2 separate regions of the Homo sapiens genome follow, and region 1 is linked to region 2. A link is an interaction called in ENCODE POLR2A ChIA-PET data of the cell type or tissue named here. Cell type or tissue: Caco-2. All regions are shown on one strand. Links, peaks and the distances in the headings refer to the core of each region. The heading gives the core; the rest is flanking DNA. Region 1 overlaps GAA (alpha glucosidase). Region 2 overlaps BAIAP2-DT (BAIAP2 divergent transcript).

What was found. Peaks named below come from ENCODE experiments on the same cell type or tissue, not always from the same donor. Only the 100,000 strongest peaks of a DNase experiment are listed, where the experiment ranks them.
Region 1: POLR2A ChIA-PET joins it to region 2 with 9 read pairs; 3 of 35 experiments call an interaction of 5 or more read pairs at or near these places.

The regions. Positions count from the first base shown.
Region 1 is chr17:80,108,171-80,116,170 of GRCh38, forward strand. It overlaps GAA (alpha glucosidase), which reads left to right. Exons shown (of 20, transcript NM_000152.5): 6 at 120-239; 7 at 319-437; 8 at 527-658; 9 at 1,775-1,885; 10 at 2,557-2,670; 11 at 2,771-2,855; 12 at 3,813-3,930; 13 at 4,408-4,541; 14 at 4,706-4,857; 15 at 5,048-5,196. Among named protein-coding and RNA genes, the nearest start is that of GAA, 11 kb to the left of the region's middle. RefSeq lists enhancers at 1,641-2,616, 4,646-5,158. In Caco-2, for the core only: no CTCF peak of the experiment used is centred there; a DNase peak (open chromatin) is centred at 3,681.
Region 2 is chr17:81,021,842-81,031,424 of GRCh38, forward strand. BAIAP2-DT (BAIAP2 divergent transcript) reads right to left here. Exons shown (of 2, transcript NR_026857.1): 2 at 7,292-9,583. Among named protein-coding and RNA genes, the nearest start is that of BAIAP2-DT, 8.1 kb to the right of the region's middle. RefSeq lists enhancers at 2,021-2,080, 8,675-9,283, 9,284-9,583. In Caco-2, for the core only: a CTCF peak has its summit at 2,159 (motif pointing right); a DNase peak (open chromatin) is centred at 2,130.

The DNA of each region.
Region 1 (8,000 bases), core at 1-8,000, 910 kb before region 2:
TCTGAGCTCCTCGTGGGGAGAGAGCCTCAACTCTCCGCCTGTGATTGGCCCATCTGTGGGGTGCAGAGCCCTCCAAGTGAAGAATCTGTCCCCCAACCCCAGAGCTGCTTCCCTTCCAGATGTGGTCCTGCAGCCGAGCCCTGCCCTTAGCTGGAGGTCGACAGGTGGGATCCTGGATGTCTACATCTTCCTGGGCCCAGAGCCCAAGAGCGTGGTGCAGCAGTACCTGGACGTTGTGGGTAGGGCCTGCTCCCTGGCCGCGGCCCCCGCCCCAAGGCTCCCTCCTCCCTCCCTCATGAAGTCGGCGTTGGCCTGCAGGATACCCGTTCATGCCGCCATACTGGGGCCTGGGCTTCCACCTGTGCCGCTGGGGCTACTCCTCCACCGCTATCACCCGCCAGGTGGTGGAGAACATGACCAGGGCCCACTTCCCCCTGGTGAGTTGGGGTGGTGGCAGGGGAGGCAAGGGGCTGGCCGGGACGCGTCTCCTCAGGCCCCAGCAGACGGTCCCGTGTTGTGGCTGCAGGACGTCCAGTGGAACGACCTGGACTACATGGACTCCCGGAGGGACTTCACGTTCAACAAGGATGGCTTCCGGGACTTCCCGGCCATGGTGCAGGAGCTGCACCAGGGCGGCCGGCGCTACATGATGATCGTGGTGTGTGCCCCCACACTGTGGGTCTTTGGGAAGGGGGCCGCCCGGTGCCCAGTGGCTCCTTCTCTGTGCAGCGTCATCCTCGTGCCTGTGTGGTCGCCGAGGATGTTTTCTGAGGGTCTTTGTGATATCGAGGGAATATCAAGAAGTTTGCAGGCTTGGCCCCAGCTGTCCAGGGAGGTCGGGTTTGAGGGTCCCCAGAAATGGCCGGGTGCTACTCAGGGTTCTGTCAGATGTAGGTTACTTGAACTGCCTTAAAGCAAAAGGCCAGGGGCATGATAAACTGATGTCACCTGGTCCTGGAAAGTGGAGGGCCCGGTGGGCCTGGGCATGGGTATCGCTGGAACTGTGGAGGCTCCGTGTGCCTTCTGGCCGTGCCTCTCCTTCTGGCCGGCTCTGAATCCCTGGAAAGGACGGCGTGAGTGAGGGCAGCTTCCAGCCCTCATGCTGGCACCACAGAGCGGAGACTTCTTCCCATCAGCTCCCATAGAAAAGTCCCAAAGCAGGACTCTTGAGTCACCCAGCACAAAGAGGCCCTTCCCTGAGCCAGTCCCACAGCCAGAAGGATGCAGTTTGGGGGCTGGTCCAGCCCGAGTCTGGTGTCCGGCACGATGGCCAGAGGAGGAGGTGGGAGGCAGGGCGAGCTGAAAAGATCCAACAGTTCCTGCCCGGAAGATCCACTTCAGCAGAGGAAGCACAGATGAGATGTGGGGCTGTGCTGATGCTGCCTGTTTCCATCCCTGCCTTCTGCAGGCAGCAAACAGTAGTAGCCCTTAAGAGCAGGAGTGGAAACACAGACTTTTTTCTTTCTCACATTTTTTTAATTATAAAAGAAAAGTGATTACTGTAGAACACTTGGGAAACTCTAGAGGTTTAAAGAAAAGGTAAAGGTAAAGCTTCCATTCCGGCGCGCCCCTCATCAGCCAGCTGGTCCTGACTCGCCCGGCCCTGGCTCCTCTCCAGGCAGGCGTGTGCAGGCATGTGCAGGTACACAGGCAGGCATGCTGTACACACGCATGATGTCATCCCCAGCCTCATCCTCTCACTGTCTCAGTTTTCCCCGTGGCTGGCGCCAGGGCTCTGGGCCACCCTCACCTTGACAGGTTTCCCTCTTCCCAGGATCCTGCCATCAGCAGCTCGGGCCCTGCCGGGAGCTACAGGCCCTACGACGAGGGTCTGCGGAGGGGGGTTTTCATCACCAACGAGACCGGCCAGCCGCTGATTGGGAAGGTAGGGCGAGGGTCCAGGGGACGGGGGTTAGAAAGCAGAGGCCTCCAGCCAGGGGGAGCCGGCAGCTGCTCAGGAAGACGGTGGGATTTGAGGAGCCATCACGCCCAGTGGGACAGCTGAGAGGAATGGGCCACAGTGGCCCGTGACGATGGTGGCTCCTACAAGGAATGGCCCCGTGAGTTCTTCCATCAGCAGGCCTTTGACTTCATGGGCAGCTGGGCCTGGCCCAGGCACAAGCCCTGCAGACCCTCAGTGAGGCCTTAGGGTCCTCCTTGTCCTCCCAGCCCCCCAGGGGCCTCCAGGCAGGGCCCCCGCTGAGGGAGCAGCTAGGGAGGGTCTGGTGCGGATGTGAGGCTGCCTGGCAGGGCTTGCACGGGGCCGTCTCCGCTGCCCTTCTCCCTGACGCTCTCTGGTTCTGCAGCCCAGCCCCTGGGTGGACGTGTTGGGGGTGACCCCTCGTTTTCCCAGGGTTGAGGCCCCTTGGCCCCGCATCAGTGCCTTGTGGAGAAAGAGCTGCTCATTGACCTCCAGGGTGCAGGTCTCTCAGATTTGCAAATGTGGGCGTCCACTAAGAGTGAGGCTGCCCCTCTGCTCAGGCTGAGGCTCAGTGGGGCTTCCATGCAGGCCCTGGGTGGGGCCGGGTCTCCCCACTGCAGCCTCTCGTTGTCCAGGTATGGCCCGGGTCCACTGCCTTCCCCGACTTCACCAACCCCACAGCCCTGGCCTGGTGGGAGGACATGGTGGCTGAGTTCCATGACCAGGTGCCCTTCGACGGCATGTGGATTGTAAGTGTGGCCCCCTCCTGAGCATCCCCAAGGCCTCTGGGGACTACCCCACCCTCCTCACTCTGGGCAGAGTCACCTACCAGCAGCGCTTCTCTTGCAGGACATGAACGAGCCTTCCAACTTCATCAGGGGCTCTGAGGACGGCTGCCCCAACAATGAGCTGGAGAACCCACCCTACGTGCCTGGTCAGCTCGCCCCCCACCTACCCTGGGGACTTAATCAAATCAGAGACTCCCTTGTCTGGCCTGGGAGACTTAGCACCCTCATCTCTGAGAAGCAGATGGGCCAGCGGGGAAAGGGGCGGGGGGGGGATCCCCAGGAGAAAGGCTCAGGCTGGGAGACTCAGCCAAGCAGTGCAGACAGGGTGGGTGCAGAGGCACAGGCCCTGCCGGAGGAGACGCCGCTCACAGGTGCTTGCCAGAGCACAGTGAGGCCGACTCGACTCAGAGCCGTCTCGATAGGCGCAGGGACCATGCAGCGGAGACCTACCCACCCGTGGGGAGAGGTCAGGCCCAACTCGAATGCAGCACGGGCAAGTGGATTTCTAGCCAGGGAGCAGGGTGGGCTCAGAGGCAGGAATTACCAAGAAGAAGCATGGGGGTCAGGGGGATTCTGGCTGAACTGACCCAGCAGGATTCTTGCTGAAGGCAGGCCAGGGTGACCAGACATCGCCTGAGGGGTGGTGGAGGTTGGGGCTTCTCGCCAAACTGTCTTAGCAGGAATGGCAGAAACTGGGTTTTACAAGGAAGTACAAGGATGGGCCTGGGAGAAGGTTTGGGGGCCTGAGGCTATAGTTTGGCCCAGCAAAGAATCAGTGAGAGGATGGGGTTTTGGGCTTAGGTAAACAGGCAGGGGAGTGCTTGAAATGGGCCAAGAGACGGTGGATGTGAAGTCTGGGGGTCTGCAGAGCCCAGGCTCCAGCACCCGCCCAGCCCTGTCTTAGAAGCAGTGGAGATGATTACCCAGGTTCCCGGGTAACGCCAGCCCCACAGAGGCGTGGGGAGCGGCTGCAGGTGCACCTCCAGGGCCAGCCTGAAGAGGCAGCGACCTGCACAGGGGCTCCTGGGAGGTGGGGGGCAGGGAGGGCACCTTGGAGCCTGCCGGGAGGAAGCTCCCTGGAAACCAGCCCCCGCCTCTTCCAGGGGTGGTTGGGGGGACCCTCCAGGCGGCCACCATCTGTGCCTCCAGCCACCAGTTTCTCTCCACACACTACAACCTGCACAACCTCTACGGCCTGACCGAAGCCATCGCCTCCCACAGGTGAGGGCCACGTCCCGCCCCACTGGGCTCTGCCCTCACAGCCTGTCCTACAAGGTTGGGGCCTCTGCAGGGCCTCAGGGAGGAGGAAAAGCGGAGGCCCAGACCACCCGGGGCCCGCTGGCGGCCCGAGTGCTCTCCCCACCCGCTGCCTGCACCCCAGCCTGAAGCTGGAGCGCTCCTTCCCACTTCATGCCTGGGGCTTGGAGAGGAAGGACCCTGGATGCTGACAGGAGTCTGCATCAGCGGGGACCTCATGACTCCTGTGAGGCTGGGGGGGGTCCTGGCTCACCTACAGGCATCAGGTGGCCCAGACAGAGGCAACTGTGCCCGCAGACATGGGCAGTAGCCTCGCCGTCCTCCTCCCCAGCCTCTGCCTCATCCCAGAAAGCTCCTTGCTCCCAGCTCTGCCCTGCTGGTGACAGGGTTCCCGAGTGACCCCGCTCCACACAGCCCTCACGGTGTCCCCCACCACCCCAGGGCGCTGGTGAAGGCTCGGGGGACACGCCCATTTGTGATCTCCCGCTCGACCTTTGCTGGCCACGGCCGATACGCCGGCCACTGGACGGGGGACGTGTGGAGCTCCTGGGAGCAGCTCGCCTCCTCCGTGCCAGGTGAGCTCCTACCAGGAGGGGCTGCTCAGCAGAGTAGAGCCGGGGGCCTCTATGGGAGGCTTGCCGGGGCCCCCCACCCACTTAGCAGGTGGGGCTCTGGGTCACTTGGCCTGAGCTGGCTCTGCTGCAGCAGCCTGAGGACCAGCCTGACTCTGCCCTCCCAGAAATCCTGCAGTTTAACCTGCTGGGGGTGCCTCTGGTCGGGGCCGACGTCTGCGGCTTCCTGGGCAACACCTCAGAGGAGCTGTGTGTGCGCTGGACCCAGCTGGGGGCCTTCTACCCCTTCATGCGGAACCACAACAGCCTGCTCAGTCTGGTAGGGTGGGGGTGGCGGCATGGCAGGTGGGCGATCCCACCCACCCAAGACTCTCCCCTGGGAATCCCACCCCTGCTGGAGAAGCACCCCATGCTGGGTGGCTGAGAAGTGCAGCTCTCCCGAGGCGGGGACTCCAGGGGACCGCGGCCCCAGCACCCAAGTGCTTCCTTTGCCCCCGCCTGCCCTGCAGCCCCAGGAGCCGTACAGCTTCAGCGAGCCGGCCCAGCAGGCCATGAGGAAGGCCCTCACCCTGCGCTACGCACTCCTCCCCCACCTCTACACACTGTTCCACCAGGCCCACGTCGCGGGGGAGACCGTGGCCCGGCCCCTCTTCCTGGAGTGAGTGACCTAGGCAGGGGCGGTGGCCCATGTGTGCCCTGGGGGAGGGGCACGTAACTCCCAGGCAGCCCTGTCCTGCTGTGGGCTGTGTTCCCCAGGACCCAGCAGGTTGCCGCTGAGTGAGACAACATTTGGGCCTGGCTTAAGGGGGAAGGGCAGCAAGAAAACCCAGTAATATCCCCCAGACAGGCCGTAGTACACACGAGGAGTTCCTAACAACAGCCCTGCACATCAGTGTGTTGAGGGAGGATTCCCAGAGAGTGAGGTGATTAGTTAACTATTTGCAGAAGTCAATTTATTTTTCTTGCATACCATAGAAACATAAGTTCCAGATAAATTAAATAGTTAATGTCAAAAATCAAGCTGTGGAGGCCAGGCACGGTGGCTAACGCCTGTAATCCCAGAACTTTGGGAGGCTGAGGCGAGTGGATCACCTGAGGTCAAGAGTTCGAGGCCAGCCTGGCCAACATGGTGAAACCCATCTCTACTAAAAATACAAAAATTAGCCGTGCATGGTGGTGGGCGCCTGTAGTCCCTGCTACTCAGGAGGCTGAGGCCAGAGAATCCCTTGAACCTGGGAGGAGGAGATTGCAGTGAGCCGAGATCGCGCCACTGTACTCCAGCCTGTGTGACTCCATCTCAAAAAAAAAAAACCAAGCTGTGAAAGACTCCACAGGAAAAGATAAGTGAATGTGTATCTCTGGGGAAAGGTTTCATTTAGAGAAAAAAAAAAAAAAAAGGTGAACTTTATTTGACCATAGCAGAAAAAAAAATGTAAATCTCTGAATATAAACACAAAAAGATTAAAACTGCTCTGAACATGGACTGTAACAGCAGAGAAGGCATTGTCAATAAAACAGCAAATAGCTACTCTTCCTAATAGGTAGAGAACTCATACGTTGGTAAGACCAAGACTAAGAACCAAATTGGAGGAACACTGTTTGCAAAACAGGAGATACGAATGGTATCCACACATTCTTCACCCGGAAATCCAAGAAACGCAATTTGTGTTTTAATTACTATTTTAATGACCTTGTTGTTTCTGTCACTACACTTTTTTTTTTTTTTTTTTAGTGGTTGCCCTAGGGATTACAATTAACATCTTAATTTTAGCCTCGTTGGAACTGATGCCAACTTGCTTTCAATAGCATAAAAAAGCTTTGCTTCTATGTGGTTTCCATTGCCTCTCGTTCCTCTGTGCTGTTACACGTCTGTATCCATGATGAGCCCATCCACGCAGATTTATAATGACCGCCTTATTCAATTATCTTTTAAGTCAAATAGGAGGGAAAAATGGGTTACAAACAAAAAGTACATACACACTGTCTGCCTTTTATATTTACTGATGTAGTTACCTTTACCCATGGTTTTATTTCTTCATGTGGCTTTGACTTCTTGTCTAACATCTTTCATTTACAGCAGAAGGACTCCCTTTAGTATTTATTGTAGGGCAGTTCTGCTAGTGATGAATTCTCTCAGTTTTTGTTGACTTCAGAGTCTCTTAATTTCTCCTTCATTTTTTGAAAGTTCTGCTCAACGTAGGGTTCTTGACTGGCGGTCGTTTCTCTGAACACTTTGAACTTGTCAGCCCATGGCCTCCGTGGTTTCTGCTGAGTAGCTTCTGTCTTGCCTCTTCCCAGATTCTCTGTCTTTGGCCTTTGAAGTCCCGATGGTGTGTCTAGGTGTAGATCTCTGAGTTTATCTTACTGGGAGTTTGTTGAGCTTCTTGGACGTATGCATTGATGTTTTTCATCAAACTTGGGCGGTTTTTCAGCCATTACTTCATAAAATATTTTTTCTGCCCCTTTCTGTCTTCTACTCTGGGACTTCCGTTCCACACATTGGTATGCTTGACGGTGCCCAGGGGTCTTTGCAGCTCTGTTGACTCCTTCCTCGTTGTGTTTTCTTTCTGTTCTTCAGACTGCTTAGTCTGACTGCCCTGTCTTCAAGGTCACTGATTCTTTTTTCCACCAGTTCTCATCTGCTGTTGAGCCCCTCTAGTGAACTTCTCATTTTAGTTGCTCTCTTTTCAACTCCAGAATTTCTGTTTCATTCCTTTACGTTTCTCTCGTTAAGGATATTCCCTATCTGGTGAGTCATGTTCTCACACTTTCCTTTAGTTCTTCAGACACGGTTTCGCTGAGCTCTTTGAACACATTTAAAGTAGCTGACGTAAACTCTTTGTCTAGTAAGTCCAATGTCTGGGCTTCTCTAGGGACAATTTTTATTAACTACTGTCCCCCCATCTGTGGGCCATACTTTCTTGTTTCTTTGCGTGTCTCATACATTTTTGTTTCAGACTGGACATTTTAAACGCAGCTGCTGTGGTCATCAGATTCCCCATCCCCCTCAGGTCTCGTTGCTATTGCTGATTGTTTTGTGACTTTCTTGAGCTAATTCCATAAGGTCTGTGTTCTTCATTGTGTGTGGCCACCAAAGTCTCTGCTTGACTAGCTTAGTGGACAGCCAATAATTGGTCAGATATCCTTCACAGATGGCATCCGTGAGTCTCCCAGCCTTTGCTGGGGCGAGGTGGGGAGCACCGTCAACACTTAGCTAGGCCAAGGATTCTTGCTGTTCTTACAAAGATTCAGCCATTTTGTTAAATACATGCTCCCCAGATGGCTGCAAACCCTTGGTTAGTTTCAAGAGTCCTAAAAATGTCAACTCTGACCATTTTTGCCGATGTTCCTGTTTTCACAGAGGAGAGGATCTTGAGAGGGGCTTACTCCACCATCTTCACTGACATCACTCCAAGAAATGTATTTTGCAAGAAATATTTTGAAGCAGAAAGACACCATTTA
Region 2 (9,583 bases), core at 1,226-9,225:
CTTTGAAAAAGGCGGCACGCAGAAGACGCTCAACACCATCGCCACCAGGAAATGCAAGTCAAAACCACCAGGAGGCTGGGCGCAGTGGCTCACGTCTGTATTCCCAGCACTTTGGGAGGCCGAGGTGGGTGGATCACCTGAGGTCAGGAGTTCAAGACCAGCCTAGCCAACATGGTGAAACTCCATCTCTACTAAAAATACAAAAATTAGCCGGGCATGGTGGTGGGCACCTATAATCCCAGCTACTCTGGAGGCTGAGGTATAAGAATCGCTTGAACCCAGGAGGCAGAGGTTGCAGTGAGCCAAGATCGCAGTACTGCACTCCAGCGTGGGCGACAGAGCGAGACTCTGTCTGAAAAACAAACAAACAAAACCACCAGGAGATCTGCCTCACACCTTCAGGATGGCTAGAATTAAAAAAACAAAAACAAAAAACAGAAAACCAGTGTGGTGAAGCTGTGAGGAACTGTACCCTGGCTGGCAGGGAGGTAAAATGCTGCAGCCGCTGTGGAAACCAGTTTGACAGTTTCCCAAAAAGCTAAACATGGAATTTCCATAAGAACCAGCAACTCCACTCCTAGGTACAGACCCAAGCAAGTATCCATCCACTGCCAAATTGAGAAACCAAATGTCAGACATCCCTCCCATGGGGAGCTATCCAGCCATCAACAGGCGGGAAGTTCTGATACAGGCCACAGCGTGGATGAACCCAAGGACATCATGCTCAGTGGAAGAAGCCACATACTGTGTGGTTCCAGTCCCACGAAATGTCCAATGGGCCAGTGCCCAAGGACAGATGCAGGGGAGGGACCACCAGGGCGGGGGAGCGGCCACCAGGGCAGGGAAGGGACCACCAGGGCGGGGGAGGGACCACCAGGGCGGGGGAGTGGCCACCAGGGCGGGGGAGGGGCCACCAGGGTGGGGGAGGGGCCACCAGGGCGGGGGAGGGGCCACCAGGGCGGGGGAGGGGCCACCAGGGCGGGGGAGTGGCCACCAGGGCGGGGGAGGGGCCACCAGGGCGGGGGAGGGGCCACCAGGGTGGGGGAGGGGCCACCAGGGCAGGGGAGGGGCCACCAGGGCGGGGGAGGGGCCACCAGGGTGGGGGAGGGGCCACCAGGGCGGGGGAGGGGCCACTAGGGCCAGGGAAGAGCCAGTGATTGCCAGTGGCTGGGGTTTCCTTTTGGGGTGATGAAAATGTTTTGGGGGCCGGGCACGGTGGCTCATGTCTGTAATCCCAGAACTTTGGGAAGCTGAGGCGGGTGGATCACCTGAGGTCAGGAGTTCGAGACCAGCCTGGCCAACGTCGCGAAACCCTGTCTCTGCTAAAAATACAAAAATTAGTGGGCGTGACGGCAGGCACCTGTAATCCCAGCTACTCGGGAGGCTGAGGCAGGAGAATCGCTTGAACCCAGGAGGTGGAGGTTGCAGGGAGCCAAGATCGCGCCACTGCACTCCAGCCTGGGCGACAGAGCAAGACTCCATCTCAAAAAATGTTTTGGAACAAGGTGGAGTTGCCACTGTACATCATGAATGTGCTGAATGGCACCACATTGGACTGAACAGAACACTTTAAAATGGGTAATTTTATGTTATGTGAATTTTACCTCAATTTAAGAAAAAGATGTCGTAGGGCCGTTTGAAACGCACATCAGAAGGAGCGAATTTCCTGCAGAGCTGAGCCTCCCAGGGCGGCCACACCTTCCCCACACGTTCCCTCGGCAGGTTCCAGGCGGAACACACCGCTCGTCTGCAGGCGCTTGGTGGTGGAGCTGTTTCACACGCGGGAGCTTCTCTTCCCCGCGCCAGCCCAGGAGGAGGGTGTCACTCCTCCCTTCCAAAGACCAGCGACAGGACAGGAGAAGCTTCTGTGACTTTGCCGGGATCAGAGAGAGTCCAGGATTCCAGCCTAGTCCTATCAACCCTGTATCTTGGTGCTCCACCTGCCAACCACCCAGATGCAGGGGCCAGCACAGGACGGCCACTATCCGAGTCTGTGACCTCTCCCTTGTCCCTGATGTCACACCCCACTTGCTGTGGCCTCTCTATGCTGGTCTCCACAATGCTCAGCCGTCTTCGTCCGGGACACTGCACCCCTTCCGCCGCGCAGCCCACCAGCTACCACTCCCAGGCTGTCCACCAGGTGGCAGTGAAGGTCACCGATGTCAAGTTCGTGGCTCACCCTCCCAGCCCTGCACCCACCCTGGCTGCAGCAGAGTGGTGGGGGCCCAAGGAGCCCTCCAACCTCGTCAGGCCAGGGGGCTGGGATGCCAGGGACCACTTCTCCTGCACAGCAAAGCTTATTATAAAATCCAAATGCGGCTGGGCGTGGTGGCTCACGCCTGTAATCCCAGCACTTTGGGAGGCCGAGTTGGGCAGATCGCCTGGGGTCAGGAGTTCAAGACCAGCCTGGCCAACATGGTGAAACGCCGCCTCTACTAAAAATACAAAAATTAGCTGTGTGTGGTGGCGGGCACCTGTAATCCCAGCTACTTGGGAGGCCGAGGCAGGGGAATCGCTTGAACCTGGGAGGCAAAGGTTGCAGTGAGCCAAGATCGTGCCACTGCATTCTAGCGTGGGCGACAGAGCAAGACTGTCTCTCAAAATAAATAAATAAATAAAAATATATAAAACCCAAATGCAGCCAACACCGTGGCTCATGCCTGTAATCCCAGCATGATGGGAGGCCAAGGAAGGCAGATCACTTAAGTCCAGGAGTTTGAGACCAGCCTGGGCAACATAGCGAGACCCCATCTCTACAAAAACACAAAACCTAGCCAGGCGTGGTGGCGCGCATCTGTAGTCCCAACTACTCAGGAGACTGAGGTGGGAAGATCCCTTGAACCCAAGAGTTCAAGGCTACAGTGATCCAAGATCTAACCACTGTCCTCTAGCCTGAGCGACAGAGAGAGAGCCTGTCTCAAAACAAACAACTCCGGCCGGGTGCAGTGGCTCATGCCTGTAATCCCAGCACTCTGGGAGGCCGAGGCGGGCGGATCACGAGGTCAGGAGATCAAGACCATCCTGGCTCACATGGTGAAACCCCGTCTCTACTAAAAATACAAAAAAATTAGCCAGGCATGGTGGCAGGCGCCTGTAGTCCCAGCTACTCAGGAGGCTGAGGCAGGAGAATCGCTTGAACCCGGGAGACAGAGTTTGCAGTGAGCCAAGATCGTGCCACTGCACTCCAGCCTGGGCGACAGAGCAAGACCCCGTCTCAAAACAAAACAAAACAAAAAACACAACAAAAAAACTCCAAATGCACCTGAGTCCCAAGTCCAGTCTCCCAGGCTTGACGCAACAAGGGCAGGGCCCCTTCCAGCCAAGCTAACCCAGCCTCTCCTCCAGCACCTCCAGCCTTTTGGAGACCCTGCCCTGCCCAAAACCACTTGGAAATCACCAACTCAACTTTCCTTGGAACGCACCAGGGCACTCCAATGACGCCGTGTCCTAGCTGGAGTGCCTCGGCTTTTGCAATCCTGTGCAGAATCAAGGTTTTCCCTTGAGCCAAAGAATGAAGAATTACGGCTGAATCCAACACCACTGGCTCCAGGGCCTCTGAAAGCCGAGTCCTGAGGCCGCACAAAGGACTCTGTTGGCTCCTGCAGCCGCAGAGAAAATCTCAAAATCTGAGTGAGAATTAGCGGCAGATTCCAGGGATCAGCAGCCAGCTCTTCACACCAGCCTCGTCTCTGGGCATTGGAGCCACGCCGGCAAAGGTCACGTGCAGCCAGTTGGACGAGGGGTAAAATGCCACCCGAATCTGTTTAGAGTAATTGTTTTCCCCCAGTGGATGGAATATTCTTTTCATCTGGGCAGCTAGGAAACAGCTAAAGTTTTCCATGAACCTCTACAAAGATTTCTGTGTCTTCCAACTTTGTGAGAAGAAAAAGAACTTGCTGGGGGAAATGATATTCTCGAGCTTAACACTCAAATCATGTTTTCTCGAAATCATGTTACTTTCTGGCCAAGTATGCCGGCGAAGCCACTGAGACACGCTCCGCACATCTTTAGAACATAAAGGCCCTGGCAGTAGCTTGCGGCGCTCTTTGGAAAACTGCTTGGCTCTCACTGGAAACACAGCCACGCCTCCTCTGGGCCCCGGTAGCTCTGGCGTTAAGTCGGCTGGAGACTGGCTTGGCCACGGCCGCCATCTCTAGCCAGCCCTGGGGCAACTGCCCCCGGCTGCGTCCCACCCTGCCCGCCTCCTAGCCCCTAGCCAGAGGCAGCTGTGTGGCTCCGTGGCTGGGCTGGGGCGCTGCGGCTCTGCGCACGATAAGCCAGGGAGCTCCTTCCTTAGCACTACTGGCTCCAGGAGCACCTATTTAGGTAAACTCCATTCCTGCAGGTGTCCTCCCCGCTACACATCCAGCCTGGCCCCTCGGCCAGTTTTGCCTTCACCCTGTGCAGTTCATCAAGACATCCCCCTTTCATCAAAGCTCTTCTAGCACATTCTGAGGCGAGCCATAGAGGGACATGAGGGTAGTTACGTCTCATCAAAGAGAAAGGGACCTCATATTTCTGGAGCACCTACCATGCACACGGGCTGACTGTGGGCTCCCATGGCCGGTGGGACAAAGGGCCCCAGCTGCTGTGTGGTCTGATGCTGTGCAAATGAACATCTGTGCGAGTGGCCACGCTTCCCCATCGGAGCAGCCCTGTCGGGTCAGCGCGGCCAGAAAGCTGCGTTGCACTTCCCCTGTTAGGGTCTAAGGTGGAAGACCCCTTCCAGATGTCCTTGGTTTCTAGATGGACAAGAAGAAATAGCGTGTGGCTCTCAGGTTAGGAGAAGGAAGCAGAGTGCCAGGAAGAGCCGGGAAGGAGGAGGCACCAGGGCACCTGAGGCTGTCACTGTTCCACCTCCGGGGGTACACGTCTGGACCACTCATGACAGGCCCCACTGCATCACGACCCCAGACAGGAGACGGCAGGGCAGCCTCAGACTCCCCTGCCTAAGTTCAACTCCGAGCACCGGGGCAGGCGTGCTTCCTGCATGTCACTGGGGAGGCCATGCTCTCTCTCGTGTATCTGGACTCACGACGTCCACCCGGCTCGTCTGTATTCCGTCTGGGTGGACGTGACACTGGGCTGCTCCACTGGGAAAACACTGACCAGTCATCGGAATGTTTACGGAGACAGTGTCAGGCAGCGGGCCAGGGAAACTCTGTCCTCGAAGTCCCCCACCCTCTAGGCACCTAAGTGGGGTTTTATAGGATCTGCTGCAAGAAGATAAAGTGAGATTTTAGGGCTGAAGACAACATTTCAAAATCTGGCTTTAAATAAACATGGAATAAAAGAGAGAGAGAGAGAGCGCGAGCAAGAGTGAGAGCGCGGAGCCTCCAGCAGCTGAAATTAGAAGCAGCCAGCCCCGGGCAGGGAAGCCATCTGCGCGGCGCCCAGCAGCATGGAGACGTCTGGGTCCTCCCTGACGGCATGCGAAGCGGCACCCGCAGGTACAGCTCTGCTGTCTCCTGTCTGCAGGGACCTGCGGGAACACACTGAGGTCTTGTTTTCCAGGTGTCCTCCAATTTCAGATTCTGAAGAACAGATTCCCTCCGCTCCCATCCAGAAATACCTTTCAGATCACTTTCAAGGCAGTTTAAGTCATTTAAGAAGCAGAGTGATAAGAAAACAAAGACAACGTTTCAGGCGGTAAATGAAGACTAATTATACTGAGCGTTAAGCAAAGTTCGTCTTTCTTCGTCTTTGCTCAGGGAGGTTGAGCCGAGTACGGCCCCCAGTGCCAGGAGGGGCCAGTGCTCAGTGTCCTCACACAGGTCCGTCTTCCTGCTCACCCAGTCACTGGCCACTCTCACCCCATGCTGGGTTCAGAAGATGGCGAGTGGGCCTGGGACTGGGGCGGGCTCCCACTCCTGCCCGGGGTGGTGCTGCGTTGTGGGCACCCGTGTCCCTCCTCCCCCTCCACCCTGCCCAGCTCCAGACGTGTGGCTGAAGCGGCCAGCTCGGCCAGTTCGTCCCGGCGCCACATGTGTCCTTCCTCCGGCCCCAGACCCCAGCCTCACCTGGGCCAGTGCAGGAGAGCCCAGCTACGCTGGGTGCGCTTCAGGCTGTCACCTGCCCGAGTTATTTAAATCCACATTGTCAGCTAATGTATTCTAATAAGCAAGTGGGTGACCGGGCTGGCAGGCTCCGGATGACGCTGACATATAGCAAGGGGGGGAGGAGCACGGAGCGAAACTCTGAGACTCACTTGCGCCCCGGTGCTCACCCCCGCACTGCCTCCCACAGGCACCTGGAGTCACGCCACGCGATGTGAGCTGGATTATATAAGGGGGCTTGTTGCTGGGGAACCTCTCCCCGCCCACCCCCGCCAGGGCAGGCTCTGGAGGGAGGCCACATGTCGTCTGTCCCCACCACCCTCAGAAGGAAGCCCCTCTGGCCTTTCTGGCCTGGTCTGTAGGGAAGCTCTGTCTGTAGGCCGCCTCACTTTGAGGGCTGAGGCTGGACCACGGCAACACAGGGTCAGGAAGGGCCCGAGAGGCCATGCCCACACTCCTCTGCCCATGTGTTGCTCAGAGCAGGCAGGGTCTCCCTGCCTTAGAGACAGTGGCCTCATCCTGTCCTCCAGAACTTCCTCCCCATCACGGGCCACGTACTCTCTGCGAGAGGAGAGAGGGGACATCAGATGCCCGGATGGGCAGCAATGCATCTCCCTGGCTATGGCCAGAAGTCTGGCCAACACTATGGCTGCAGGACAGCCATGAGCCACGCTGGGTTGTGGGCAGCAAACCCAAGGCACCATCTGCCAAGGAGGCCAGGTGAGAACCACGTCTGGGGTGGCAGAAGGGCTGAGCCGTCAGCAGGACCCTCGCGCCTCACAGCCCCAGCTCCACTGCGGGCAGTCCAGCCGCAGCCACAGACGGGGGAGGGGGCGAGGTGGGGGGCGGGCCCACGTGCCTGTCCTCGGGATAAGGGGCCACTCCACAGGGTGCTGGCCCCCTGGGGCTCTCTGTGATCAGCAGCAGCAGACCACAGGGGCAACAGCTCCATCCACTGACCCCAAGGTGGACAGAGTGGGGACCTGGGGGCCAGGACGAGATTCCAGGGTGAGGCACAGGTGACGCCTTCGGACTCCTGCAGGTAAAACTGGAGGCCTGTGCAAGATCACTGCCCATTCCCATGACAACCTTAACTCTAGCACATTTTTCATTCATGCAATTGTTACAAAGATACCGCCACCCCCCCATCCCCCCAGCCCAGTTTTCCCTTTGGTGACATCTTGCATCAGTACATGTGTTTATGATGATCAATGAATCAATGCTGCTACATTATTATTAACTAAAGCCCATACTTTATTCATATTTCCTCAGTTTCCCTCCAATGTCTTCTTTCTCTCCCAGGACCCCACCCAGGATCCCACGTGACATTTAGGGATCAGCTGTCTCCAGGTTCCTCTAGGCTGTGACAGTTTCTCAGACTTTGCTTGGTTGTTTTTTGGTTTTTGGTTTTTTTTATTTTGAGACAGAGTCTCATTCTGTCACCCAGGCCAGAATGCAGTGGCATCATCTCAGCTCACTGCAACCCCCGCCTCCTGGGTTCAAGCAATTCTCCTGCCTCAGCCTCCCGAGTAGCTGGGACTACAGGCGCCTGCCACCACGCCCGGCTAATTTTTGTATTTTTAGAGATGAGATTTCACCATGTTGGCTAGGCTGGTCTCAAACTCCTGACCTTGTGATCTGCCCGCCTCAGCCTTCCAAAGTGCTGGGATTAAGGTGTGAGCCACCGCGCCCAGCCCACTTTCCTTGGTTTTGATGACTTGGGAAGTTTTCAGGAGGGCTGGTCGGTTTTTCTGTAGAGTGTCCCCCTGTTGGGATTTGCCTAATGTTTCTTTTCTTTTCTTTTCGAGACAGGGTCTTGGTTTGTCGCCAAGGCTGGAGTGCAGTGGTGTGATCACAGCTCACTGCAGCCTTGACCTCCTGGGCTCCAGTGATCCTCCCACCTCAGCCTCTAGTGGCTAGGACCACAGGCATGTGCCATCACGCCTGGCTAATTAAAAAAAAAATTTTTTTTGTAGAGATGGGGTCTCACCATGTTGCCCAGACTGCTCTTGAACAATCTTCCCACCTCGGCCTCCCAAAATGCTGCGATTACAGGTGTAAGCCACTGCGCCCGGTCTGCCAGTGTTTTTCTAATACTAAGACAAGGGTTATGGGTCTGGGAGGAAGAGCCCAGTGGTGAAGCGCCCTGTCACATCTGCCCGTGTGACCTCTCGGTGATGGTGCCAGCCTTGACCTCTGGGCTGAGACAGTGGGTCGGGCTCTCCACTGTGGAGACGCCTTGCCTACCTCCCACTCTGTGCTCTCTGGAAGGAAGTCACCATGTGCAGCCCACACAGAAGGGGCACGAGCTGGGGCCCCCTCCCTGTGCCCCTTACTTTTATTTATTTTGAGACGAAGTTTCGCTTGTCGCCCAGGCTGGAGTGCAATGGCACAATCTCGGCTCACTGCAACCTCTACTTCCTGGGTTCAAGCGATCCTCCTACCTCAGCCTCCTGAGTAGCTGGGATTACAGGTGCCCACCACCATGCCTGGCTAATTTTTTGTATTTTCAGCAGAGATGCGGTTTCACCATGTTGGCCAGGCTGGTTTTGAACTCCTGACCCCAGTTGATCTGCCCGCCTCAGCCTCCCAAAGTGTTGTGATTACAGGCGTGAGCCACTGTGCCCGGCCGGGCCCCTTCCTTTTAAATGTCAGCCTCTGGAGTGACCATCTGTGTTGGCTGGGAGCTCTTCGGAATGTCCCATCCAGTTGCTGAGGCTAATGATCACCTCTCAGGTGCGCTGGTCCCATTCTCTGCGCTGTTTATGTCACTTTATGCCTGGACTCCTCCCAACAATGTTCTGTCCTCCACTTAGAGGGTGCTCAGAGAGGCTGTGACACCTGCCCCCAGCAACCAGCCAGTCATCTAGCCCAGTGGCCCCCGGGCCCGCCTATGCCAAATGATGCCCCCTCGGTGCCGCCCACCCCTAAATGCACACCATGCCTGCAGACGTCAGCACTCGCCCTGTCCCACTTGCCCTGGTGGGAAACAGCCTGCAGTGAAAACGTCGCTCTGCCTTTTATGCTGGACAAAGCCGAAGTGTGCTGGAGGTGGCTGAGCCAGGCTTCCCGCGGCAAGGAGCGGGACTCCTGACCCCACAGCCCTGGCTCCCACCCTCGATGTGCTCCTGCCTTTGCCTTCTTGCTGGTAACGCTGCCATTGGTGCTGGTAACGCTGCCATTGGTGAAGAACACGGGAGCCCATCCAGCCCATCCAGGAAGCAAAGAAACGGTGCTCCAGACACCATGCGGATAGCTTCACCCGCCGACCCCGGCCAGGCCCAGCTGCTCCCACAGCACCTGGCATGGAGGGGGAAGTGAGCAAGGGCAGGCGGGGAGAGAAGAGGCTCGCCCTCCTGGCTCTGCCCCAGACACCCGTCCGATAGCACTCCAGTGCCTTCCGGTCTCTCCCGCTCTGGAACTTTCTGGTTACTGATTACAAGTGCTTTAATCCAGGAATGAAAAGGAAGAGGAGTTCTGATTGGGTGGACCCTTCTCTTGGAGAGAAGGCAAAGCTGCCAGGCAGA